5 separate regions of the Mus musculus genome follow, and all the other regions are linked to region 1. Evidence: chromatin loops called from intact Hi-C (ENCODE). Cell type or tissue: left cerebral cortex. All regions are shown on one strand. Region 1 overlaps Tafa5 (TAFA chemokine like family member 5). Region 2 overlaps Tbc1d22a (TBC1 domain family, member 22a). Region 3 has its middle 130 kb from the start of Gm35422. Region 4 overlaps Tbc1d22a (TBC1 domain family, member 22a). Region 5 overlaps 4930445N06Rik (a long non-coding RNA gene).

Evidence for each region. Hi-C counts contacts between places; a loop is a spot of excess contacts. Peaks named below come from ENCODE experiments on the same cell type or tissue, not always from the same donor. Only the 100,000 strongest peaks of a DNase experiment are listed, where the experiment ranks them.
Region 2: it touches region 1 in a loop (2.4-fold over the local background); 5 of 42 quality-filtered maps call a loop at or near these places.
Region 3: a loop joins it to region 1, with 4 times the contacts of the local background. A loop is called at or near these places in 5 of 42 quality-filtered maps.
Region 4: a loop joins it to region 1, with 4 times the contacts of the local background. A loop is called at or near these places in 10 of 42 quality-filtered maps.
Region 5: it touches region 1 in a loop (5-fold over the local background); 2 of 42 quality-filtered maps call a loop at or near these places.

Annotation. Positions count from the first base shown.
Region 1 is chr15:87,544,884-87,549,883 of GRCm38, forward strand. All of the region lies in intron 1 of Tafa5 (TAFA chemokine like family member 5), which reads left to right. Among named protein-coding and RNA genes, the nearest start is that of Tafa5, 3.1 kb to the left of the region's middle. In left cerebral cortex, a CTCF peak has its summit at 2,291 (motif pointing left); DNase peaks (open chromatin) are centred at 201, 446, 1,314, 1,486 and 2 more places; H3K4me3 peaks cover 2,538 bases; H3K27ac peaks cover 1,367 bases.
Region 2 is chr15:86,407,511-86,412,510 of GRCm38, forward strand. The region is part of intron 11 of Tbc1d22a (TBC1 domain family, member 22a); the gene reads left to right. Among named protein-coding and RNA genes, the nearest start is that of Gm34965, 190 kb to the right of the region's middle. In left cerebral cortex, a CTCF peak has its summit at 2,076 (motif pointing right); a DNase peak (open chromatin) is centred at 2,077.
Region 3 is chr15:87,340,388-87,345,387 of GRCm38, forward strand. No RefSeq gene overlaps it. Among named protein-coding and RNA genes, the nearest start is that of Gm35422, 130 kb to the right of the region's middle. In left cerebral cortex, CTCF peaks have their summits at 2,464 (motif pointing right) and 3,636; DNase peaks (open chromatin) are centred at 2,495, 2,820 and 3,626.
Region 4 is chr15:86,247,974-86,252,973 of GRCm38, forward strand. All of the region lies in intron 4 of Tbc1d22a (TBC1 domain family, member 22a), which reads left to right. Among named protein-coding and RNA genes, the nearest start is that of Tbc1d22a, 36 kb to the left of the region's middle. In left cerebral cortex, CTCF peaks have their summits at 2,472 (motif pointing right) and 4,947; DNase peaks (open chromatin) are centred at 2,504 and 4,984.
Region 5 is chr15:88,246,282-88,251,281 of GRCm38, forward strand. All of the region lies in intron 5 of 4930445N06Rik (a long non-coding RNA gene), which reads right to left. Among named protein-coding and RNA genes, the nearest start is that of Gm41376, 31 kb to the left of the region's middle. In left cerebral cortex, a CTCF peak has its summit at 2,148 (motif pointing left); DNase peaks (open chromatin) are centred at 201, 1,406 and 2,124.

The DNA.
Region 1 (5,000 bases):
TGCCCGGTGTCCGCCGTGCGGTCGCCGCTCCGGCCCAGGCTAGCGACCGAGCGGAGCTTCCCGCCGGCGACACTCCCTCCGGGGACTTATGGGGACGCAGCAACCGAGCCCGAGCGGGACTCCTCGGGCAGGACCGCGGCTTGGGTTCCTCCGACGCGTGGTGGAGCCTCTGCCTTGCTAGGAAGCGGGCTCGCCAGATGCTTTCTGTAAAAGGAGAAGTAAGGGAACGGATGCCTCTGGAGGGGAGGGCCCGCTACCGCTGCAAGGGTGGTTCGGAGGAATGAACTGACGACCCAGTGGGTCTGGCAAGGGCTGCGGAGGGAGGTGCGGGCTGGTCGGAGCCTGGCACGGGGTTCTGGAGCTGGGCTTAGGCTGGGACCCGGACGATGGGTGATCTTATCAGTAGGTCTTATCTGGGTACCGATAATCTGAGTCCTGGGTACAGTCTTGGGGCTGGTGTAGTATGGGTAGGCATCATCTTGGCTGGTGTCTGCTGACTGTCGGAAGCTGTTGGGGTGGGTAGAGGCTGGTTAGAGTCCCGGGCATAGGCTCTATAAGAGATGGGCGCTTGCCTGGTTACAGTTTCTGCCTTCCTTCCCGTCTCTGCGGGAAGAAAAACTAGTGCCAGTGAACACCTGTCATGAAAAAAATGCCACAGGCAAGGGAGGTGATGACAAAATATGGATTCTTTACTAATTTAAAATAAAAGGCCATCACCAAGTGGTTCCTCTCACTCCTCCCTCCTTTCCCCGGCCATCGCTCGAGCCTGGGGCCTCCTAGTTCCCAATCCTAGCTCTGAAATGAAATTGCAGCAGTCTTGAGACTCAAGTCGAGGCCGAATATGTCATCAGAGTCCTGGGACAACTCTGAATGGGGATAGCTCAACCCCCAACATGGTCGAGGCATCTTAAGGGAAATGCTAGTGAGCCCAGAGGAACTACTCAGTCTGCATATGCCTGTGCTGCTGTGGCGCCTTGAGGTTCATCAAGCAAGAGACTGGCTGCTGACAGTATTCTAACCTGGCTGCCCTAGGATAGGGAAAGGAAGCTGGTGGGCTGAGCCACAGGAGAGTACTCACTGCTTAGCCTTCTGTAGCCTGCCGGCTTCTTTCAGGGGCTTCTTCCCAGGTACCATTGAGCCTAGATTCCTTAATGATACAGGACGGGTTAAAGATGGGTAAACTCCAGAGATAGACAGGTGATACCAGGATGAAATGCACTTCCTGGTGTTGTCCCAGGAGTGGCACATTCAGCAGTGGGGGAGGGGCACGGGGCGCGGAAACCTGGAGCTGGCTGCTCTTCCTAGGCAGATTCTGGTAACACTGTCCTTGGGTCAGCCCGAGAGCCCAGAGCTGTAGACTGGGCTCATAGAGGCAGCTCTGCATGTTGAAAAGGGACAGCCATCCACTGTTACTGACTGAGTGACAACCCAGCCCTTGACCTCAACACTCTCCTCTTCAGGGAGCCACCAAGCTGGGGCCTTGTATGCACTCCCAGCTAGTATAGCCTTTGTCCCTTGTTTCCTAGCTTCGGCCCCACTTCGTCCTGTTGGCTTGCTTCTTGATCTGACTATAGGGAAGTAATGTCATATATTCAGAGAAAAGGGCAGCCCTATCTTCCTGCAAGTTGGTTCTCTGCTATAAGGGCAGTCGGTAAGAATGACTTATCCAGAAGAGCAGAAGTCCTTAATAACGAAGCTTCTGAACAGCCACATTTTGATAGCTGTTTCCATCCCCACGTAATGGAATAATTGACAATAAGCTAACGTTTTCAGACACACCCCATTACACCAGAAATGCAATTGGAGAAATTAAAGCATTTCTCTAAAATACAAAATAACATCATCATAATTTATAGCTGGGAATTGGAATCCTAGAGAAAAAGATATTTCTTTTTTTCCTCCCCCCCCCCTTAGAATTGATAATGCATAGAAAATGATAATTAGATAGTTCTTGCGATTTCCAGCCTTTCTTCCAACACATCTGGGATGAAAGATAGTTAGCATCTTTGTGTGCAAGATGTTTCAGCGAGGACTTTTATTACCCTAAGTGTCTTTCTGCTACTGAGCGGAGACACTTAGGAAGCCAGCGTCCATCTTTTAGGGCTCAGTAATGCTGCCCTACGGTGTGTATGTTTCTCTGTAACACACACGGATCTCACTTCCTGGCGCTAAGTGGAGGAAACTAGATTATTTCCTGGCCTGGTTTCTGCTGGGGGGCTCAACAGCTCTTGCCCATTGGACACCCTTCTTTGCTATGTGCTTAAGAGTCATATTAAGGAGGTGGGCTCCACCCTCTGGCTAGTGAAAGACCTGCAGTCCACCAATTAGGCTGGTTGCTATGGTGACGCAGCCTTGTCATTTTCAGGGATTGGGGAAGAATTGCCAGGAAAAGGAAAAAAAAAAGAGGGGGGGGGCTGTGAGGCTGCCTTTAAAATGGGTGCTCTATTTCATGTGTGCTAAATGTTACTCGCAAAGTCCGCTTTATAAAGCAAGCACCCAGCTGCTTACCAAGGTCTGTGGGTAAAGTTAGATGATGCTTGAGGTGAGAAGAGAGAACCTGCTTTATTCTGGGCAGAGGAAACTCCTCAGACCCGGCTTAGAAGGAGCTGATGTATTTGAATTGCTCCAGTGTGTGGAGCAGGGAGGTCAGCTGGCCAGACACCCTTGTTGAATGAGGTAGGACCTGGGGCTGGCGTGCTGTGTGCTTGTAGCATGTGTTGGAGATTATAGCAGCAAGGAAACTCAGAGAAAAAGATGAGCTTTGTGACCCCCGATCCTTGACTTTGATTCTTGCAAGTGGTGTTTAATTCAGGAATGAAGGGATCTGTGCTTTATAGCATAGATGGCAAGTTCCGTCTTTAAAGCTGCGTGGTGGACAAGTGCTCCTGGCATGTAAATGCCGCAAGGACAGCCTCATTTCAGAACACCGGGGAGTTCAGTGGAGGAGAGACAGTGGGCCCGCCTCTTTAACATAGAGTTGTTTTTTCCCCCTCAAATAAATCCTGTTAGAATTGAATTGTGCCGTTCAGTTAAATCTCATGTCCACAGCTGCGAGTAGAAGAAATTACAAACAAGTTTTGAATTGTTTTTAATCCATTAGAATACTAACCGAGCGTAGGCACTTTGATGGTCCCCAACACGCATTTCCTTTACAAATACAATTTGTGGCATACTTAGTGCGGACAGCAATGTGCTGTACTCCTGCTGATCAAATGTGATTTCTGAAGTTCTCAAGGAGGTAAAATTGAAAAGACCACAGGCTTCACAAAGTGATGCCTTTCTGGAAGTAGCGCTCCCTTTCACTTCCTGCCTCCTGTGCCCTATGTTTTTATTTGATGAACATCTAGCGGGAAATACACTGTTTCTTTCAGCCACATAAAGTAACTATAGGCTGTATTCCCTAGCTGGACTCAGAGCCGGGAAGGGGGCGGGGTACACATGGAGACAGGCATTTTGCATCCTTTGAGGGTTTTCTGTTTAGAAACCTGCAGGAATCAACTTGGACTTGACTATCCCTTGCTCTCGTTCAGAGCTAGGGCTGCTCCTGGACAGAGTGTCTAGACTACCCCTGCCCTTCCCCCCAACCTCCCGGTGGGGCCATTTTTTTATCAGAGTCTACTGCCTACTTTACACTTCCATACTGGGCTGGATTCTTGCTCCCGTTAGTTATGAGCTATCCAGACCCCACTGATGCCACAGGCGGTTGGAACCAGTAAAAGAGCTTGACTACACAAGACTCCTCCCTGCTGAATTCCCAGCTCTGTCCCTGCTTCTACACCCAGGGTCTGAAATAGGTAGAGCAACTTTTGTGGCGTGAAGTACTTTCAGGTGACTTTATGGGTGTAATTATGGGGATATGTTATGATAATGCCGCAGTAGAAGAGAGAAAAAAAGCAAAACATTAAAATCCCCATTTCTTTATATAGCTCGGCAGCTGCCTCTTTAGAAGGGCTCATTTTTGCATTAAAACGTGGTGTGCTGGAGTTAATGACCTCTACAGATTGCCACCTGTCACCCAGGGCTACAGTGAAGCCCAACCCCCTCAATCAGGGAAAGAGTGGACAGGCAGCACCTTGTCTAGAATCTAAGCATGGCAGATGAGGGCTTTCAGCTGCTTCTCTGTGTCACCAGGCACTGGCTCAAGGCCTGTGAGGGGCAGGAGCAGGATCCTATGAGGCTCCTCATTCCTTTCCAAAGGCCCACTTGCATTTATCAGTACCTCTGAGCTGCCCCAGAGATTTCTGTAAGGTCGGGTTTCTATGCAGGTCATTGGCACCCGCTGAATGTCACTGACCCCCTCCTCCCTTCAAATGCCTCTGCTCCAAAGTGCTCCAAGTGAAGAGGCAGCTGGTGTGCACTGTCCTGGAGCTGAGCTATCCAGAGACATTCTCAGCATTAAAGAGGGTCTGAGTGACTGTTCCGGGCCCTCTGTCACTGCCGGGAGCATGGTGAATGTATACAGAGCATCGTATGTGTGATATACAAAGCATTACATACTGAGTGCTTTCTAATGTTCACTTCTTAAAATGGCTGGCAGGGGGAAAGAGGACACTCCCTTCTGCCACTAAGTGGGGGTCCTTTGGGATCTAGCCTTCTGACCTCCTGGGAAGCCAAGTCTCAACTTCCCCAACTCTGTCCTGGAGGATAGCGAGTGAGTGGCAAGACTCCCTTATCACGATGTGGTTGGTCTCCCCCTTGCAAAGTGCTGGCCCTGGGCTCACCTCCCAGGCTTCACAGGGATTTGTGACGCTGAAGATGGAACCTGTGGCATGTGCCTTCAGTCTGTGTTGGGGGAGCTTCAGCCCCGTGCCAGGCTGTGGAGCACAGAAGTGGACAAGATGACCGCTGTCCTAGAGCTGACATCATAGTGGGAAGACAGACAGTTCACACAAAGGCAAGCCTGGAGAGAGTGGAGACAGGCAATCTGTATGGAATGCTGTGTTCTCTAGGGTCCTTGGGCAGTCTCCCCTCCCCATCCACCTTGCACTGGGCACAGAGAT
Region 2 (5,000 bases), 1.1 Mb before region 1:
AGGCTTGGGGTGAGGGTGGGGGAGGGGAGATAGCCAACTCCTGTCTTTGAGGTTTCTGGGGTTGAAGCTGTCTTTACCCTTCCTTCATGACCCTGGGCCATTAAGTCTCACAGTCCATTGCATTTGGGCCTGTGGCAGGGCAGCACATCACAGGAAGAGTGCAGGGAAAAGGGTGCTCACCTGTGGCAGCCAGGAAGGCATGGCGTTAATTTCAGCTTTGAAATGATACAGACACAAACCAACTAGCACAGTGAACTGCAGGAGTAACTCCAACAGCTTACTGGGGAGCAAACAGTTGTGGAGCACGGGAAAGAGCATAGGCTATGGCCAGTTGCATGGAAGCAGCCTGTAAGCCTGACTGGCATTCAGTCTTGTATCTCCATGAATAGCTGCTTTTAAAGCCGGGTGTGGTGGCTCACGCCTTTAATCTCAGCACTCGGGAGACAGAGGCAGATGGATTTCTGAGTTCGAGGCCAGCCTGGTATACAAAGTGAGTTCCAGGACAGCCAGAGCTACATGGAGAAAATGAATAGCTGCTTTTTCTCTTTCAGAAACACATCTCCTATGAAAGTGCACTTAGATTCATTTTTGTATGAGATGCTGTTTTGAGCTTCATGTGGGACTCAATCTACATTCGTGTGGACACAACTGATTGAGTTTCTCACCTTCTATGTGTCATGTCTCTGCTTTCTTACGCCCATAGATGTCTGCTTAGCGTGCATGCATGTAGCACAAGTGTGGCAGGGTCAGTAGTGGTGGCCAATGGCACAACAGCACTGTCTTCTCATCCAGTTGGGAAGGTGAGTACGGTTCAGCCATCCAGCAACTTCCTAGTCTTGTTGAGGCAGAAGCAAGCTCTTGGATTCATTTCCATTCCTGGGGTTTCAGCGTCCTGATGGCTAGGATAACAGTGTAGACCCGTGACACATTTCCAGGCTGAAGTGCATGTTGTGTCTACATTCATGACCATTCCCTTCTCCGGAGTCCAGATGCCTCCCTCCTCTCTTACCTGTATACAGCATCCCACAGGCCCTCCCCAGGGGATTGCAACTTTCAGGATTTCACCACTGGGCTGTGATTTTCAGGCATTTAGACCTTGGGGATTTTAGCTGTGAAGACTTGGATCTTTGGCAATTTTAACATTCTGCATTAGGTCATTATGGAGGAAGGGGGAGGGAGAAGGGAGAAAGTGTGTGTGTGTGTGTGTGTGTGTGTGTGTGTGTCTGTCTGTCTGTCTGTCTGTCTGTCTTTAAAGTCTGGTTAGCACTGAGACCACATTGGTACATGGTATTTGGAGGCTGTTGCAGGTTCGCAGAGCCAGGCCTCACCTCTGCTCAGAAAGGCCTCGCAGCCCCGCCTGGCTCACAGAGAACCAGGGTCAGGCTGTCCTGATGTCCCACCCGAAGGAAGCTCTGTTCTGTGAAACAGATCATCCCACACTTCTGCTAAGTGGCTTCAGACCACAGCTGTTATTCGGTCACATTTGTTCCATTTGTTCTGGCTCAGCAGGGACAGCATGGCAGGGTGACCAGCATGATGGTGAGAGTCCTCCCTGAATGTGGCTTACCCGGCTAGTAGACTCTGTGTGCTGAACTGACTCAGCATGGGCCCTGGAGGGCCAAGGCTGGAGCTTGTTTCTCTCTACTGGGTTGTTCAAGTGTCCTCACGGCATGGTAGCTGAATTCTGAGAAAGTCCACCCAACTGCCTGTCTTAATGGCCTCATCTCGATTTCTAGTGCACCTTGAGGAAGTCTGTGTCCAAGGGGATACAAACTCCAGCTCCTGATGGGGCTGGGTCAGGTTCTGCAAAAGCATGGTGAGGGGGAGGTTTCCTATGGCAGCTTCCGTAGGCACAATGAGGTGACAGCCATTCTCTCCACTCTCTGCTGGGAGGCCTCTGTCCACAGCTGTATCAACTCAGTGCAGGGGGCATGTGGCCTGCTGTCCGTGGCTCCTCAGGGAACACAAGCAGCAGACCTCTGGAGGATGGATGGCCTCTGCACTGTGCTTGCCCCTACCCATTGCCATTGGTGCGTGACAGGCCCCATGCTGTTGCTTCACACAAGTTTTCCAGCAGAGGGTGGTAGCTGTCACCCTTTGGCAGGAGTGAGATGTCAGATTCTCAGTAGACAGCTGGCTCTTGATATTCTAAGAGAGCAGACTGTAGAGTTACTGGGGACTCCAGCCTGAGCTACGCAACTTTTCTTAATCTCCTCTTGCCTTAGTGTTCCGTTAGTATGAAGAGACACCATGACCATGGCAACTCTTATAAAAGATAGCATGTAATTGGGGCTGGCCTACAGTTTCAGAGTTTCAGTCCATTACCACCAGGTTGGTAGCAGAGAGTTAGCTCTCCATCTGGATTCACAGGCAGCAGGAAGAGAGAGACCCTGGACCTGGCTTGGGCTTTTGAAACCTTGAAGCCCACCCCCAGTGACACACTTCTTCCACTAAGGAAGGTTCTATTCCCTCTCAAGTAGTGCTGTTCCCTGAATGACTTAGCATTCAAATATATGAGCAATAAAATGGGGGCCATTTTTATTCAAACTGTCATACCCCTTTAGCCCCTGTAAGATCTGAAATGTGGAACACCAGCTAAGTCATCTAAGATCCAGATGTTGCTCTCAAGCCATTTGCCCCCCTGCTTTTCTGGAGATAGGCCTTATAAGAGGCCTTTGCAGAGGTCTGAGGACCGCTTGGTTGAGTGTGCCTAGCGAGTGCTGCCTTCCAGTGGTCCAGTGGTGGAGTGGTCCTAGCGAGGTCTGTTCCTTCTGCAGAACCTCCCGGGGACTTCAAGGATGTCCCTGGGACTTTCTAGGCTGGTAGCCAGTGTTCATCTGTGGTGTCTGGAGCTGAATCCTGTAGGTACATGGTCTCCATTCACTCTGGGGTTCTGATCACCTGCTTCAGGTGCTCTGGTCCCTGGCACTCTGTGTGGAAACATGGCTGGTACATGTGGGTAGAAGAGCTGCCCCACCCTGACTTCAGTCTTCTGACTGAGGGTGCAGGATCTGACCACCTGGGCTATCCCTTCACATCACTGGGGAAGTTGGAGCTGATGAGGTAGCATGGGTCTTCCTTGAGCTGTCAGTCTGAGCTAAGCCAACCTGAGTTCCTCCCTTAAGTCTGTGTCTGGTGTAAGGTCATAAACCAATTTGAGCATCCCAATATTTTGCCAGGCAAAAGCAGCCTGTGGGGACCCCCAGTGAACAGGATTGTATCATTCCCCTCACATCAGGCTGCGAGCATACCATATTCTGGACTACTCCGTCCTCCAGGAGCACAGCCCATCAGTCGGGCCAACAGCCCAGCCCCCAGCAGGCCTGGAGAGGTCTGCACAATAAGCCAGCACTCACCTGCCACGGCCCTGTCTGCTCTATCACCACCAACAAAGCCAGCAGCTGCACACAAAGGCAGATCTAAATATGAATTAAGTTCAAGTTATTAAAAAAGTATTGCAAGTTTTTTTATGCCTTGAATATTGAAAATGGGAATACATATGCAAATGCAATTTAATCAGCTCCACTCTAACCTTTGAGCATTCAGCTGAGAAGGACTTTGTGATCAGGGAGGCCTCCCTCTTGGGAGAAGGGTGCCAGCCAGCTCAGAGTCAAAGCCCCTACCCCTCATCCTGCCAGTGACCTCCAGCCAGCTTTGTCCTTGGCTCAGTGACTCCAGCCACTCTTCAGTGTTTCTGCCTTGCTTCCACTGACTCTAACTCTGTTGGGTGCTTCTTAGAGACAGGTGATAGACAGGCTGAGACCCTAACTCGTTCAGTGTGTTGACACAATAGCCTGGCCCCATGCAGAGTCCCCTTTATATTATGTGGCCATGGCACCACCTCAGCAGAGTCAGCTCCCTTTTAAAGTGGCATGGAGAGGGCCATTGGAGCCACACATGTCTTGAGTCTGTGGTATTGGTCGTCAGCTGCCTTCTTGCATCCCATTTTTACCAGGCTGCTTGACACAGTACCTCCTGGCATGTAGTCCTCACACAGAGATCTGCATTTTCTCTCTGGCATACCAAGTGCCTAGGCTTGGCAAAGCATGTTCATACAACACACCCATGCTCTTGTAAATCTTGGGGTACTATAAGAGAGGTCACTGTATCCCAGAGCATGGGCATGGAAGGGAAATGCCATCTCAGAAGGCAGGAGGGGTGAAGTGGCTGTTTGTGGTCTAGGGCATGGGCCATATCTATATACCACATTTCTTAGGAGCCGGGGCTATCTGTAATCACAGTCTTAGTGAAATGTGGTACCCTCCTAGCCACACCCCAGGGAGGGGACAATATTAGGGCTGGGGATTTGGATGCCAGTGAATCGGGCTCCTGGGGTTGCATAGCCATTATAATAGACTGGGCTAATGAATACAGACACTGGTTCCCTCAAAGCTGCAAAGCCAGAGGCTTGCAAGGTGTGGCAGGGCCATTCCTGCTCCAGGCTCACTGAGTTCTGGAAACAATGTAGTAGGTAAGAGCACTTGCTGGGCAAGCCTGAGGACCCACGTTCAGATCTCAGCCCCAACTCAAAAGCTACGTATGGCTGCACCAATGTCTCTAACCTCCGTGCTGTCAGGAGACAGGAGGATTGCTGAGGCTTGCTGGCCTAGCCAAAAAAAAAAAAAAAAAAAAAAAAAAAGCCAGTTCCATGTTCATAGAAAGATCCTGCCTCAAAGAAATAATGAGCGGAACACCTGATGCTCTCCTGAAGCCTGTGCACAGGCATGTGGTTCACACATGGGCAGCATACATAAATACACATACACTCTCATACATTCTCTGCACTCCCTCAACACACGATAAATAAAGATAAATAAGGGCTTAGCAGGAAGATCCTCCCCAGGCTCCTCATTGACTGGTGGATCTCTCCCACCTCTGCCCAAGTGTCACACGACCTCTTCTGTGTCTATGTCCATATTGCTTCTTCTTATGAAAACAGCCATCAGAATGGATCCCCACCACACACCACACCCCCAGTGTGTGAGGCATGCCCCTCTCTT
Region 3 (5,000 bases), 200 kb before region 1:
TCCCTTCTTCTTCCAGGCCTAAATTGGTGGAGTGTCGCTAAGTCCCACAAGCTCAGACTGAAGAATGTGCAGACTCTGGGGTGGCAGAGAAGCCAGGACAGCTCTTCAGAGCACAGTTCATTGTGGTAGGGATGGGCAAATGGATGGGAGACCTCAGTTCCCAACAGCTGTGATTTCTCATGATTTAGACAGCTTGTCTCTTAATATTTATCATATCCTAGGAGTCAATATATGTTATTGCCACTTACCAGTGGGCAACTGGGGCCAAGATTATATACTGCTCACAGGGAAGGAACTGGAAGGAAGTAACTGGAGTTGGTGATACATGCCAGTCTTTGAATCTGTTCTCGAGCTCCATGTCTCAGGATACCATCAGCTTCTCAATCCACTGTCCAGGCTCTTTGATGGACACACCACAGAGAAGGGAGTGACCATTCTGCAGCAGCAGCAGCAGCTCCTGGAGGCTCTCAGGGCCCTAAGCATACCCTTGACGCTAGCCTACTCTGCTCCTGGCTCCAAGTTCCAGAAGCATCTATTATGTATGTCCACTTCACTCTATCCTCCCCAAACATGGCCCTTCATCTAAAAGACTCCATGGCAAATACTTCCTGCCATCAGCATTGATCTTAATCACATCTCAGGAATGATTCACAGCCTAGGCAGTCCCACCCCACCATCTCAGCACAGGGAAGTGATACTCCCAAGCTTGACAACAACTTTGAATGTAATATCTGGGACTACCTTGATAATTGTTTGTTTGTGGCACCTTGGGAGATGACATCTGCAGCCCAGGCAGATGAAAACACTGTAGGTGTGTGCGATAAGCTTCCTGCGGGTTGTTTATAAATGATTCACAAGAGGCAGGCCCATAAACTGAGAATGTGTATGAGGAGAAATCCCAGCAGACTTTCCTGCCTCACACTCTGCAGTTTCAGGGAAAATGTGTAGGGTCCTCTATCCATGTTATATGAAGACAGCTCCTCCCATGAGTCTTATCATCGTCGAACCAAGACCTCTGGATATACACTGTCCATGTGTGGTGTGGTTCCCTCATCTTAAGGAAGAAACTGTTGGACAGTTATAAAGTGATAATATAGTGCATTTGTTGTGACTGCTGTCTTTATTGCCAGTATCACCCTTACCACCATAATCATCATCATCCTGTCTTCACCATCCACACCTTCACCTTCACCACCATCACCATCACCATCACCATCACCATCCTCAACCATCATCACCTCCACCATCAGTATCACCACTACTGTCATCATCCTCACCATCTCCACCTTCATCCTCACCTCCACCTGGATCATCACTGTCAGCATCGTACCACCACAATAATCAAGACCACTACTGTTATCAGCAAGACCAGCATCATCATCAGTATCATCAGCATCACCAGCATCACCACCATTAACCTGCAGGGGTAGGTGACATAGCTACTGTTATTGTCCCCTCAGTTAATATTTGCTGAAAGAGAGGAAGGGCATCCCATCATTACCTCAGACATGAGACACCTTTTTTGTTGTTGTTGTTGTTGTTGGAAATACTCCCACTGCTGTGTCAGGACATGTCAATCAAAATAGTGTGAGGGAGATAAGGTGTCCATTGTGGCTTTACCTATGTCTACAGAGAAGTGTCAACAGAAAGCCCCCTCTAACTACCACAGCAGGGCCCAGTCTGCCTTCACCAGCACCATGGAGAGCAACACGCTGTTCCTGGACACAACCATTTCTTTGCTCTCCTCAGTACCCTAGGATGACACAGAGTTAGACAATTTCTCAAAATAACAAAGAAAGGGATGTATAGCCTTCAGGCAAAAGATCATGGGTTCAAGGCTGCCCCAGCTACAAGAGCTATCTCAAGAAAGAAATAGAAATGGCAGTCATGCAAATGTTGTTTCCTTCTGGTTCTTTACTGGGAACATGCCCTGGAAGGAGGGGCAGGTGTAGAAGACAGAGACATCCAAGGGGAAGTGGTTGAAAGAGTAATTGTGGGCACCCCTTCCCTAGGACCTGAGGAGCTAAGGAATTCTTCTGTGAGTTCTTCTGGAAGCTTTTGAGACACGGTGGAGAAGGCCAGGCTAGCTCATGGCAGCCTTTGTGCTGTGGAGACTCTAGGCTCCCACACAGTGTTCTTCCAGTGTTCCTGTGCAACCTGTCTCTCAGCCCTTTTTTTTTTTTACCTGAGGATGTCTTATACCTGAGGATGGGAGACCTGTCTTCTAGAGAGGAGGGGTCTGGACACTGTGTTGGCCATGACTTGATGTGTGAATGATGACTAAATACCTTGACTTCACCAGACATATAACCTTAACCCCACATGGAAGATTCCAGAAGGTCACCCCTTGGTCAGTGCATAGTTTACCTAAAATTCAGTAAGAGATAGAGGCAGAGGCTCCAAGGGCTGGCCCTTGGGGACTTACCAAAGGACCAGAAACCAAGAAACTACCAAGAGCGCCCACATGAGGGCACTAGGAGCCACTTACTGGTGCTGGGATGACCAGAAGGAGGGACTCATTGTACCAGGTAGGTGGGGGGCTCATAGGTCACACTACCAGCCTCATGGGATACAATAGGCAGCTTCATTCTGCAATGAAAGTCACACTGAAATCCTAAAGTCTTCAGGAAGCCAGGGTCAGTCCAGAGGTGATGGTTACTTTACAGATGGCTCTCAAAATACCTCCTCTGTTCAATGGAGTGGAGAGGACAAGCTTTGCTGAGGGCCAGGACCATGGGGCAGGACCCCTCTCTGCCAGAAAGTGCATGTCTATGAAGCCAGAGGAAGCAAGTGCTGAGTGGAGCTTCTGGTAAACAGCAATGATGTGAGGGTGAGCTCCACAACCCCACCTTCTCCATCCTGCAAGACACAGAACAAAGGACCTTTCAGTAGCAAGTGAAGAATGCTCAAAGCCCAGTCATCCCAGAACACAAGGAACAACGGAGACATAGTTTCTGGGACAGAGAAAAGGCATGACAGCAAGGAAGGGTGTTGCTGTCGCCACCACAATGCCTGATTTACTGAAGAGGACAGGAACAGGCAGCCTGCAAGAGGGGCTTGCTGCCAGTCTGGTAGTTCACTCTGTAGATCTCCTCAGCACTGGAGGCATAGCCCTGAGCAAAGTGGGGTGTGTGTGTGTGGGGGGGTGCATTCCGAGCTTTGGCAATACCAAACAAGAGCAGTGGCCAACACCCCCAGACAGGACCACCTCAGGAAGCTCAGAAGAGGGAGGAAGACATCAGAAGCCTGGACAAGCTCAGCATGAAGGGAGATGGGAGTTTCACATCTCAGTAGGAGAGGTGTCTTAGACTTAGGGTTTCTGTTGCTGTAATGAGACACCATGACCACAGCAACTCTTATAAAGGAAAACATTTAATTAGGGCTGGCTTACAGGTTCAGAGGTTTAGTCCATTATCGTCATGACCGGAAGCGTGACATGTGCAGGCAGGCGTAGTGCTGGAGAAGGGCCTGAGTGACACTGGGTTGAGCTTCTGAACCCTCAAAGCCCACCCCCAGTTACACACCTACTCCAACAAGGACACACCTACTCCAACAAGGCTACATGTCCTAATACTTTCAAATGATGCCACTCCCTAGAAGCCTATAGGGGCCATTTTTATTCAAATCACCACAGGAGGGGAGCAGAGATCCTCCGGCAAGAAGTAGCAACCTAGAAGATCACAACTCAGATTTTAACTCAAATAGAGTCTGCCCTTTCCTCTGACAGGGTGACAACCATGACAGTTATGTTCTATAGAAAGATTTATACCAGGGGCCATAGGACCAGGTATCTGGCACCTGCCCATGAGAATTTGAGTTGGCAGCAAATTTTTTGCTGAGTTCTATTACAACAATCCATGGTGGAAGGAGTCCCAACAGTTGTCCTCTGACCTCCACAAATGCCCATGGCATGCATGTGTGCCACACACACACACACATACACACACACACACACATACACACACACACATACATACACACACACATACACACACACACACACACACACACACACACACACACATCATTTTTAAGTGAAATTTTGAACAGACAGCTCACCAAAGAAGTCACATGCACAGTTAATAAATATAGCCAACATTTTTAAACACCAGAAACAAACAAACAAAAAACCTCCTGAAATGTACCTTAGACTTCTCACAAGGTACACAAAGGCAGGAAACAACTTCACCACATAGAATGAGTGGAGCAGACAACTTTAGAAAATAGTCGGGCCATTTTCCTAGAAACTAAGTATACCTGGCCCAGCTTTTTCCAAGAGAAATGAAAATCTGCCCTCAACAAGGTTCCTTCAAGGTACTGACAGCATTATTCTCAAGTCATGCATCCAAAAAAAAAAAATCCTCTGTGAGATTATAAAGGGGTAGAAAATAAAAACCTATGCAGCCCATTCAATGAAATACTACCGGGGTGTGAAAAGAGAGAGCTATTCATGTTTGTGATATCTAATATCTAGTATCCACTGTATTATTGAAAGTGGAAGGAGCAGGATTCCAGAGGCTGCAAATTGTGATTCCACCTGTCACTTTGGAAAGGGCCAAACTGTAGGCATAAGATGCGTCAGTACTTGCCACAGGCTGCACATAGAATACACTGCCTCACACCCAGGGCCTTGAGGTAATGGCTGGCTGCTCAGTAGCTTAATTGCTTGGTGGTCATGTGACTCATATATGGCTGCCCAAATCCATAGTACTGTGGACCTTAGCTGGCAAATCCCATGGTAGCCAAGCCTCTCTGTGTTCATGACCTTGGGGGATGAATGAACTACCATGAGCCACCCTAGTTAGCCACTCAAGGACTGGGATGTTATTTGTTGAAGACTGAGGCTGCTACTTTACAAAGCCAGCATTCAAAAGGGCAGAACTCAAGGAAGGTTAGCCCCTACTGGGCTCTCGGGTAACTTCTGTACTCTCAGCATCTCTGGTTTCCTTCTGAGGCTGGATGGAAGGAACACTGTTAGCCTGTGCCCTGCTTCTGTGAGC
Region 4 (5,000 bases), 1.3 Mb before region 1:
CCTTGCAGCTGCTGCTTTTGAGTTTGGCTGCTGGTTGGTGATAGGGTTGCTGCGCATAGCTTTTATTTGCTGAGGCTTGAGCCTTCTATTTCTGCTTTCTCTGGGCTTGTATCATGGAGGGATGGTGAGTTGTGTTGAGGCCTTTTCTGAATGCGTTGGATGGTTATGTGATTTCTGTCCTCGGGTCCATGTATGCAGTGTTTTACATGTATTGATTTGCTTATGTTGACCTCTCTTTACATCCCTGCAATGAGGTCAGCTTGATCACGGTGAATTATATTTGCCAGTATTTTATCCTCATCAATATTCTTTTTTTTTTTTCCTCATCAATGTTCTTCATCTTATCTCAGTTAATTTTGGTAGGTAACATGCCTTTAGAAAGTCATCCATTTATTTAAAAAACTTCCAGTTTAGTATTTTTATTTTGTATTTTCAAAAATCTTTTTTAAAAAAAATGTTTTAATATGTGTATGTGTTTGCTAAACAAGTAGAAATTCTGATTCCATGTTCATTCATGAAAATAGTCTGTAGATTTTCTGTTTGTGTATGTGTTTCTGGTTTTGTGATCAGGGTGACCCTGGCGTCATAGAGGAGTTTGGCACATTCCTTTCTTTCTGCTCTATTGAGTAGCCTGAGAAGCACGTGTGTGAGCTCTGTGTAAAAGGGCTGGTGGAGTTCAGTGTGAGTCCCCCTGAATCCGGGCTTTATTTTTAGTTGGGAGACTTTACTCTTGCTTTGGTCTCACTGATTATTGTACAGTCATATAAGCTGTTTATATCTGGGGTTTTGGTCGGTCATGTGTCTATATCAACAATTTCCAAATTATTGGACTAGAGGTTTTCCAAGCATGCCCTGGTGACCTAGTGAAGTTCATGCTTGTCTAGTTGAACATCTACTTTGTCATCTCTAGTTTTACTAATCTGTGCCTTTATACTCTCTTGATTAGTTTATCTAATGGATCGTCAATCTTGTTTACCTTTTCAAAAAGCCAGCTCTGTCACTGCTAGGATATTTGCTTGTTTCATTGCTTCTGGCCCTCATCTTTATTGTTTCTTTCTGTCTACTGTGTTTGGATTGGCTTGTTCTTGCTTTCCTAAGTTCTTTAAATTATTTCTATTTCATTTTATGACTATGAGACTCTTACCTGGATACCTGTCTGCATGCCATGTTCATGCCTGGTGCCCACGGAGGCCAGAAGAGGACATCAGACATCTTTGAGTTACAGACACTTGTGAGCTGCCATGTGGGTGCTGGGAATCCAACCTGGGTGCTCTGGGAGAGCCGTTGGTACTCTTAACTGCTGAGCCATCGCTCCAGTACTTTGTTTTTCTAAGTTTTTAACATGTATCATTAAATTATTTATTTGAGGTACTTGCAATTTTCTTTTAAATCAGCTGTAAACTCCCCCTTTGAACTACTTTCACTGCGCCCATAGGCAATAACCTATGAGGTTTTATAGCTTTACATTTTAGCAATTTAACTTTTCTCTCTTTAATCTGATGATTGTTAGGTGTGTGTCAGTCTCCATGGATGCCGTGTTTGTTTGCAGTCTCTCTTGCTGTTGGTTTCTGCTCTGTAGTCCATTGTGATCAGATGGACTGCAAGAAAGCCTTTCAGTTTTCTTGATCCAGCGTGTCCACACTCTGATAATAGTCTGTCTTCTACTTGATCTGTTTTATTGGTGAGGTCTCCACTGAGTTATTTTTGACTTACTTCAATTTGATTTTTTTCAGTATTTATATTTATTGAATTCATCCTTCATTTGCTGTATTGACATCTTTATTTTGTTCAGCTCTTTGTATTGTCTTTGAATTCATTCAGGAGTTCATGTCCTCTTTGATTTTGCCAACATTCTTAAAACCGTTCCTTTGAATTCTCTGGCATCCATCTGATTCATTCTCACTGAGGTCTGTTGTTGTTCCGTTGAAGGAGTCACATCACTCTGACTTCATGTTTCTGCATTGGGACTTGTCCATCTGGGGTTTGGTTGTTGGTTATGTATTTGTTTTTTTTTTTTTTTTAAGATTTATTTATTTATTATATGTGTACACTGTAGCTGTCTTCAGACACTCCAGAAGAGGGCATCAGATTTTTTTTTTGTTACAGATGGTTGTGAGCCACCATGTGGTTGCTGGGATTTGAACTTTGGACCTTTGGAAGAGCAGTCGGTGCTCTTAACTGCTGAGCCATCTCACCAGCCCTGTATTTGGTTTTTATTTAATTTCTTTGTGGTGTTGGAGAACAACCTAGGGCCTTCATGCTGAGCTGTGGGCCCAGTCCCAGAATTTTCTTTAATCACCTGCATGCTTTTGGTTGGGTTTGCGGTGTCTAGGTGGAACTAGCTTATACTCCTGAGGTGCCACTCCCCTCCGCATGCTGACCAGGGCTGTTACGGGACTGGTGGGCATGTAGTGCCTCAGTGAAGAAAATGAGGTTGCTTATGTTGTTGGTTTCTGCCTCAGACAGCAGGGGTCAGCCTTCCCTTAGGAGTGGTCCAGCCCTTAGCCTGGGAGTCACTTCTGAGTATTCGTCCCAGCTTCTGCTTCTTTCGGTTTGCTTCGAGGCTCTGCTGTGGCTTAGCCTACACTTGTACTTACCCTTGTGCCGGGTATGTTCTTGTTACCAGCGCTGTCTCAGCTTGAGCATGACTGCAGGGTGCTCCACGGCTCTGTGGTTCTCTGGGTCTCACTTTCTAAGTGGGTGGAAGGGATCCTCGCTGAGTTTCAGGACAGGCCAGCTCCTTCTGTGAGGTGCCATATGACTGTTCTGGGGTGCATCTCCCAGTGGTGCCGGGTGATTAGTTTTCAGATTCCCTCGGGATCTGCTACCTCCTTGCTCCAGTGATGATGGAGCTTACAATGCTGCTTCTGCTTCTTTGGCTTATTGGTCTCTCCATGAAAACTTTGTTTTCAGTGATTTTGCTTATGGGGTTTTTGTTCCTTTTATCTACTGGCCCTGGGCAGGGGAAGGGAGCTCTCCTCTTCGTGCTTCAGTCCACCATTCTAGATCATCGTCTGTTTGTGTAAACTAGAAACTCAGTATCTCCGTGCTTACCTAATCTCCACAGTCCACTCTGTGCGGTGTTGCTCCTCCTTACCAGACGTTGACGGCTCAGATCCATCATTTTCTTCCAGATTCCTAGGGACACCAGAGTGCTGCTGGTCTCTAGTCTGCTGTCCTCTGCCCTTGCCTAGTAATGGAAAGCAGACTTTTGAGTGGAGTCATGGACTGTCCAGCTATCTGGAGTGATGTTGGTGATGTGGATGGTACTGGTGAGGATGTGGTAATCAAGGTCGATGGTAATGACAGAGAAGAAGATGATGGCAGTGCTGCTGCTGCAGCTGACAGTGCTGATGGTGACAGTGCTGGTGGTGACAGTGCTGGTGGTGACAGTGCTGATGGGGACAGTGCTGATGGTGACAGTGCTGATGGTGACAGTGCTGATGGTGACAGTGCTGATGGTGACAGTGCTGATGGGGACAGTGCTGATGGGGACAGTGCTGATGGTGACAGTGCTGATGGGGACAGTGCTGATGGTGACAGATGTCTGCACGTATCTGTATGCCTTTGTTGTATATGGGAAGGTCAGGAGTGTCTGCTGATTCCATTGTGTGGGTGTCATGTCCAGGACAGGCTTTCTGATGAAGCCTTAGACTGTGTTGAAATGGTCTCAAAGGGAGACATTCACAGTGCCCAATGTTGACAGCAGAATAACACTTTCTCCAGATGAGGAATTCAAGACAGGTGGTGAATGCCAGGCTGCTGTCACAGGACACTGCACTGGGCACCTCATAGGACCCACATTGCTTTCCAAGATCAGGGGTGGGCTGAGGGTTCTTCTGGTGAGGCCTGTCCTCTTTGTTGAAGATGTCACTTAAACTTTGTCCCCATATGGCTTTGCTTTTGTATATGTACGGAAAGAGAAATAGAGCAAGACACAGAGAAGGAGCAAGGATGGAGACAGGACAGTGCTAGAGTTAGAGAAAGAGAGAGGGAGGAGGGAGACAAGGAGAGAGGGAAGGAAGAGGGGGCCAGAGGAGGGGAAAGGAGGAGGGAAAGGGAAGAGGAGGGAGAGAAGTGAGCGAGTTAGAGTTAGTGATAGAGACAGGGAGGTTGGAGGGAGAAAGCTAGAGTTAGAGAAGGAGAGAGAGGGAGAGTGGGAAGAGCTAGAATTAGAGAGAGCAAGAAATAGGGAAGTAGTGGGAAGGAGAGGAGAGATAAGAGGAAGGAAGGGTTGTAAAATGATAGAGAGGCAGAAGGGGGAGAGAGAAGAGAGATGGAAGAGGGAAAGGAGACTCAGAGAAGGGAGAGAGAGAGAGAGAGAGAGAGAGAGAGAGAGAGAGAGAGAGAGAGAGAGAGGAGAGTGGAGAGAGGAGAGAGAGAGAGAGAGAGAACATCCAGTTAGTAATAGCTGGTGTAAGAGAGTTACACTTGAGGTGCCAGCACTGCCCCACTAGAGAGGTCCACCCTCATGACCTTGTCTGGCCCCAGCTTCCCCTGTGTGGACCTTGTGTGGAAGGACTGCAGTCACAGTGGGAGTTGGGCCTCACTGTGCATTTTGAAGGACACACTTCTATCTATAACAAATAAGATCTTTTTTTAACACATGATATTACTCATGTATTTGTTTTAGTTTCTAGAAGTTGGGATAAATGGATTATAGAAAAGTATGAAATCGTCACTTCAGGCCCTGGCTCTTATCGTCTTGGGAGGCAGGGTGGGGTGGGCACAGGTCCTGCTGTACCATGCCTAATACCAACAGGGTTGCCTAGGCATTGTCCTGCTACCTCCTTAGAGCTTCCGTTTCATCCCCTGTAGGATGGGTGATGGTACCTGCCTGCAAGCTCATGAAGGTGCGATGAGGCCACCCCAGGGAGTGGTTAGTGAGGAGCCCGGTGGCAGCCGCCCCTATTTCTTATCTGTGCACACTCCTGCTCTGCTTTCCCCCAGAGGCTGTGGGGGGAAGTGCTGTGATTTAAACTTTCTCCTCTTGTTAATGT
Region 5 (5,000 bases), 700 kb after region 1:
AATTACATGTCAGGAACAGTGCCCCACCAGCAAGGCAAGAGAGGCGAGTGGGAACAGAAAGAAACCAGTGGTTTAGCCTTCCACTGTGACCTGAGCTCGGTCCTAGGAAGCAAGGAGGAGGGAGAAGGGAAGGAGGAGACATGGTTTTGGCAAGAAGAGGTTGTTACGGGGTTTCAGTGGGGATGTCTGCCGCCAAAGAGAGTGTATATGAACCCACACATGTACTCACATGTGGGCACAGAGCCAACCATGTACCACCTGTGGGAACACACACAGGTAGTCACCTGCGAGTCTGTACACATAATCATACACTCGCATGTGTCCACATGCATAACTGCACACCCACATGTGATATTAAAAAGAGAAACATGCACCGTATTTGTGCATACACAAGTACGTACCCACATGTGGGAGTGCACAGAAGCATGTACCCACATGTGTATACATGCATGTACCCGTGTCTGTATACATGTAAACATGCATTCCTGTGTATTCCTCACAGCATGCATCTATGTGTATACACACACAGGCATGCATTCACATGTGCCCCAACACATATACAAACATACCTCTGTATTTATCCATACATACCAACACATATACCTGTCTATTTAGACATACCCATTCATAAGTACACTCCTATCTAAACTGCCAAATTAACCTGACAGAGGAAGGTAGAGAGATAGATTTGGGGTGGAATTCTTAAAGTAATGAACACCTCAGGAGGAAACAGGTGACCACAGCTATAAGACCTGTGCCAAGGGAGGAGACTTTAGAAATAGAAACCAAACTTCGAAGAGTGTTGTGTGCAAGATGGGAGATAGAAAGTGACTGGGGTATAAGCCAGGTCCCTCTTGTCAGGTGGGTGGGGCAGTGGCTGGATGGTCTCAGCAGCTGATGCTGAGGTAGGCTGAAGAGAGCAAGGCCAGGTGAAGGGATACACAGATGCTCATGGCCCCTACAGGAGCAGCTAGGAGAGGCTACCCTGGTTGCAGGTGTGCCCCAGGATGGGCAGAATCTTTCTAGTTAGCCCACTCCCAGAGGTAAGGGAGAGGCAAGAACCCAAAGTGAGGAAGATGGTGATGCCTTCCAGGATGGGCCTAAGGGTGTGGCTTTCCCAGGGGAGTTGGCAGAAGGTGTGAGAGAGAGAGAGCACTAAAGGAGAGGTGTCCAAATGACAAGCAAGTGGCTTGAGGGAAACTGAGGCCTAGAGTTTGAGTACCACCCACTGCTGGGATACAATAGGCCTTCATGGGCCCTCATGATCCTCTCAGGTCCTAGTGCTTGGATGCTCTTAATCCTTGTGAAAACCTTCCCTGTGGCCTCCCTCACGTCATAGAGACTTTACAGCATGAACGAAGATGGAAACATGGTCACCACCCACGCCCACGCCCACGCCCACCCTCTGTAAACTGTGAGGCACAAACACTTCCCTTCCTGAAGACTCCTGGAAGCTGGGATGCACAGCAGACCTCTGAGCCAGCGCCTTGCTCACCCCTGAGAGCCACCTCAAGACCATACTCAGCAGCCGCAGCCGCAGCCATAGCCATAGCAGGCCTACCAACAGTGTGGCTCCCCAGATTGAAGGCTACAGGAGGCAGCACAGGCAAGACCGGGGGACCCTATAACCCAGCCTCACTGTACATGTGGATCCATGGTCTGTCTCCCAGGAGGAGGCCAGCCCGGAGAGCCCAGGGTCAGCTTCCTCCTGTCCCTCCGCTACAAGATCCACCTGTTGTATACCAGCAATTCCAAACCCGCTTTTTGCCTGTGGCTGCTCAGAGACCAGAGTCCTCAGCCTGGTCTTGCTGTGTGACCTGCCTGTCTTCCTCAATTCTCCTTGCTCCTCCAAGCAGAGCGTGTGTAGGAGGCAGGCCAAGGTCTTCAAGTGCTACCCAGGGTTCCAACCAGCCAGCTCCCCGTGAGGGGAGAGTGTGCAGCCCAGAGGAACCCAGCCACGCTTGCAAAAGGCCCTCACAACCATTGGCATGTCTTTTTACTACCCCCAAGCCCAGGACTTCCAGCGACTTCCAGAAAACGAAATCTGACAGCATCGGGGAGCTGCCAGCTCTTGATTCCAGCCTGCTGCTGCTACGGTAGCTTAAATTGCCAGGCTCTGCGAGAACTGTCCAACAGCGCCCCCTGGTGTCCACTCTCACCTCTGCTTCTGTGACCTGCCAGCCCTGGGTAGAGCTGTGGAAAACTTTGCCCTGGACAGACCTGAACAACCATGAGGTGGATTGTTTTTCACACAGGTCCAGTAGGTTTGTTGCCAACCATGCTGTGAGAAGCAAACATTCTCCGCTGACCCAGCTACGCCTTTTGGGTTTTATCCGAGTTCAATCTGGGAGTTCCCAACCTAGAGCAGGAGACTTGGGATGGGCACAATCTACTGTGAATGCAAGCTGCTGAAGGCACTGGCCAAGCGCAGACCAGGCTGTGGGGGCCACCGTAATCTATGGTGGGTGAGTCATGGGCCTCTAGGCATGGAAGTCAGGAAAGAATTGTGGAGAAGGTAGGGGGCAGCGAGGGCTGAGAAAGAGAATCGGTCTGACAGGATGGAGACATATAATAAGCTCTGAGAGTGGCTGCCTCTTTACCATGTGACCGTGGCAAATTGGATGGTGGCTTAGGGTTTTGCTATGCCTTGGGAGTGGAGTTTGGCTTCAGAGGATAAGCCACCACAGACAGTCCTGGGAAGCAGGCCTGGGTTCAAGTGAACCCAACAGAATGGCCCTTGGTATTGAAGTTGTTATCTTTGACAAGGAGGTTCACTGTAGGATGACTACAGACCATGGTCAGTTTCTCCCACAGACCAGCCCAGTGAAGACTGGGGATAAATTTTAGGGAAAAGTCACAAGCTTAAGTAGGAGGAGAACGTCTTCATTAGGATTTCTATGGCTGCCACGAAACACCATGACCAAAAAGCAAGTTGGGGAGGAAAGGTGTTTATTTGGTTTACACTTCGAGATCACAGTCCATCGTTGGAGGAAGTCAGGACAGGAACGCAAGCAAGGCTGGAACCTGGAGGCAGGAGCTGGTGTAGAGGCCATGGAAGAGCACTGCTAACTCATGGCTTGCTCGGCCTGCTCTCTTATAGAACCCAGGACCATCAGCCCAGTTATGATCCCACCCATAATGGGCTGGGCCCTCCTCCATTGATCACTAATTGAGAAAATGCTTTACAACTGGATCTCATGGAGGCACTTCCTCAACTGAGGCTCCTTCCTCTCTGGTGACCGTAGCCTGCATCAAGCTGACACACAAAATCAGCCAGTGCAGAGGGGAAAGACAAGAAGGAAGAAGCAGCAGAAAGAAGGGAAGAGGATGGAAGCCAGGAGGATGTGGGAGGCGCCCTGGTGGAAGCAGCTGCATTTGGGATAACTGGGAAAGTGGCATGAGATCTGGGAGGTAAGCTAACTGGTCCACTTTAGGAGTCTAGTGTGGGAGAAGTGCCAGATCATAGTGTCTCCCTCCCGTAGATAAGGAAGGACTTCTCAGGCCCTGTAGAGCCTACATCATTGCCAGAGAGGGTCAGTTTGGGTTTTTTTCTTTTTAAAAAATAACTATTTATTTATCCTTCTCTCATATATTATATCTCAACCCCACAGCTTCCCCTCCATCCTCTCCTCCTAGTCCCTCCCCATTCTCCCAGATCCACTCCGCCTCTGTTTCCCTTCCTAAAAAGAGCAGACCTCACAGGGATATCAACCAAACGTGGCGCAACAAGTTACAATAAGAGTAGGCAGCTCCCCTCACATCAGGGCTGGACAAGGCAACCCAGTAGGAATAAAATGATCCAAAAAGCAGGCAAAAGAGTCAGAGAAACTTCCCTCTGACACCCTCGGAGAAGCAGCTGTGAAGTCCTACTAAGCATCACACTAAGAAAAGCTGCTGCCAAGTCTTACTAAGCACCGCACTATGAGAAGCCGATGTGAAGTCCTACTAAGCCCCAGAGTCATTGATGGTGAGGTGTGGTTGTCTTTTTCTACGTTTGCCCATGGCTCTCCAATGAGGTGACAACATGGAGACATTGAGGGTGGATCATTAGAGGCTCAGTCCAAAGTGTGTGCACTGTCTTTTAATCCACAAGGATGCCAAAATAAAATGGCCGTGGTGAAAATCTTCCTGACAGCAGCCATGCTGATTTCTCCCCATCAGGGTGCTCCTGTGCCCCTCCAGGAGATATATTCACTCCATCCAGCTGCTTGCCATAGCTCCAACAGCTGGCCCCAGGGACTCTGCTGCCTACCCCTCCTTGTCACCTCTGGATGTACAATCCACCATGACTTCTCAACCTGTGCACAAGGGACTCATGGTATGGTCACCACCAGTCTGGCTCTCACTCGCCACAGCCCAGATCACCCGGCTTTGGCTCTGCACAGAGTATTTAATAAATGTTTAATAGCAACAATAAAAGAGCGACTTGGCAAGACTGAAGATTTTTGTTCAGGGACTTGGGACCATGCTCTGGGTCAGTAGTAAAACGCACTTTGGCAGACGTAGAGGAGAGGCTGGGGCCACTGGATGCTGTTCAGAGCCCTCTTTGGGGAAACCACAGAGACGCCGAATAACCACTGTCATGCCCTTCCCAGGAAAGCCTCATCCTTCCAGGACCCAAGGACTCATTTGGGGCTGCCCCGTACCCCACATTCCTGACTATGGAAGAGGGTGTTTCATACAAAATGGTTACAGACGTTATACAAGAGACACGATGCAGTGAGACTCCTAGTTACCAGGCTCAGTGGACATGCCTGGACATTGTAGATTAGTAGACAGTGTATACATTTCAAAGCTCGGTCCTGCGATCCCAGACTAGGGGAAGAGGAAAGAGTGTGAAAGCATCTATCAGACATGCAGTAGACTGCACCAGAGGGCTGGGCCTGAACAGGGATGGGATTAGGGCTTTTTCTAGAGAAGGACTGTATCCTATATCCAGTTCAAACACAACAGATGGTGCTCCAACCAGGAAGGAGATGATAGAGCTGGAGATGAGGTCT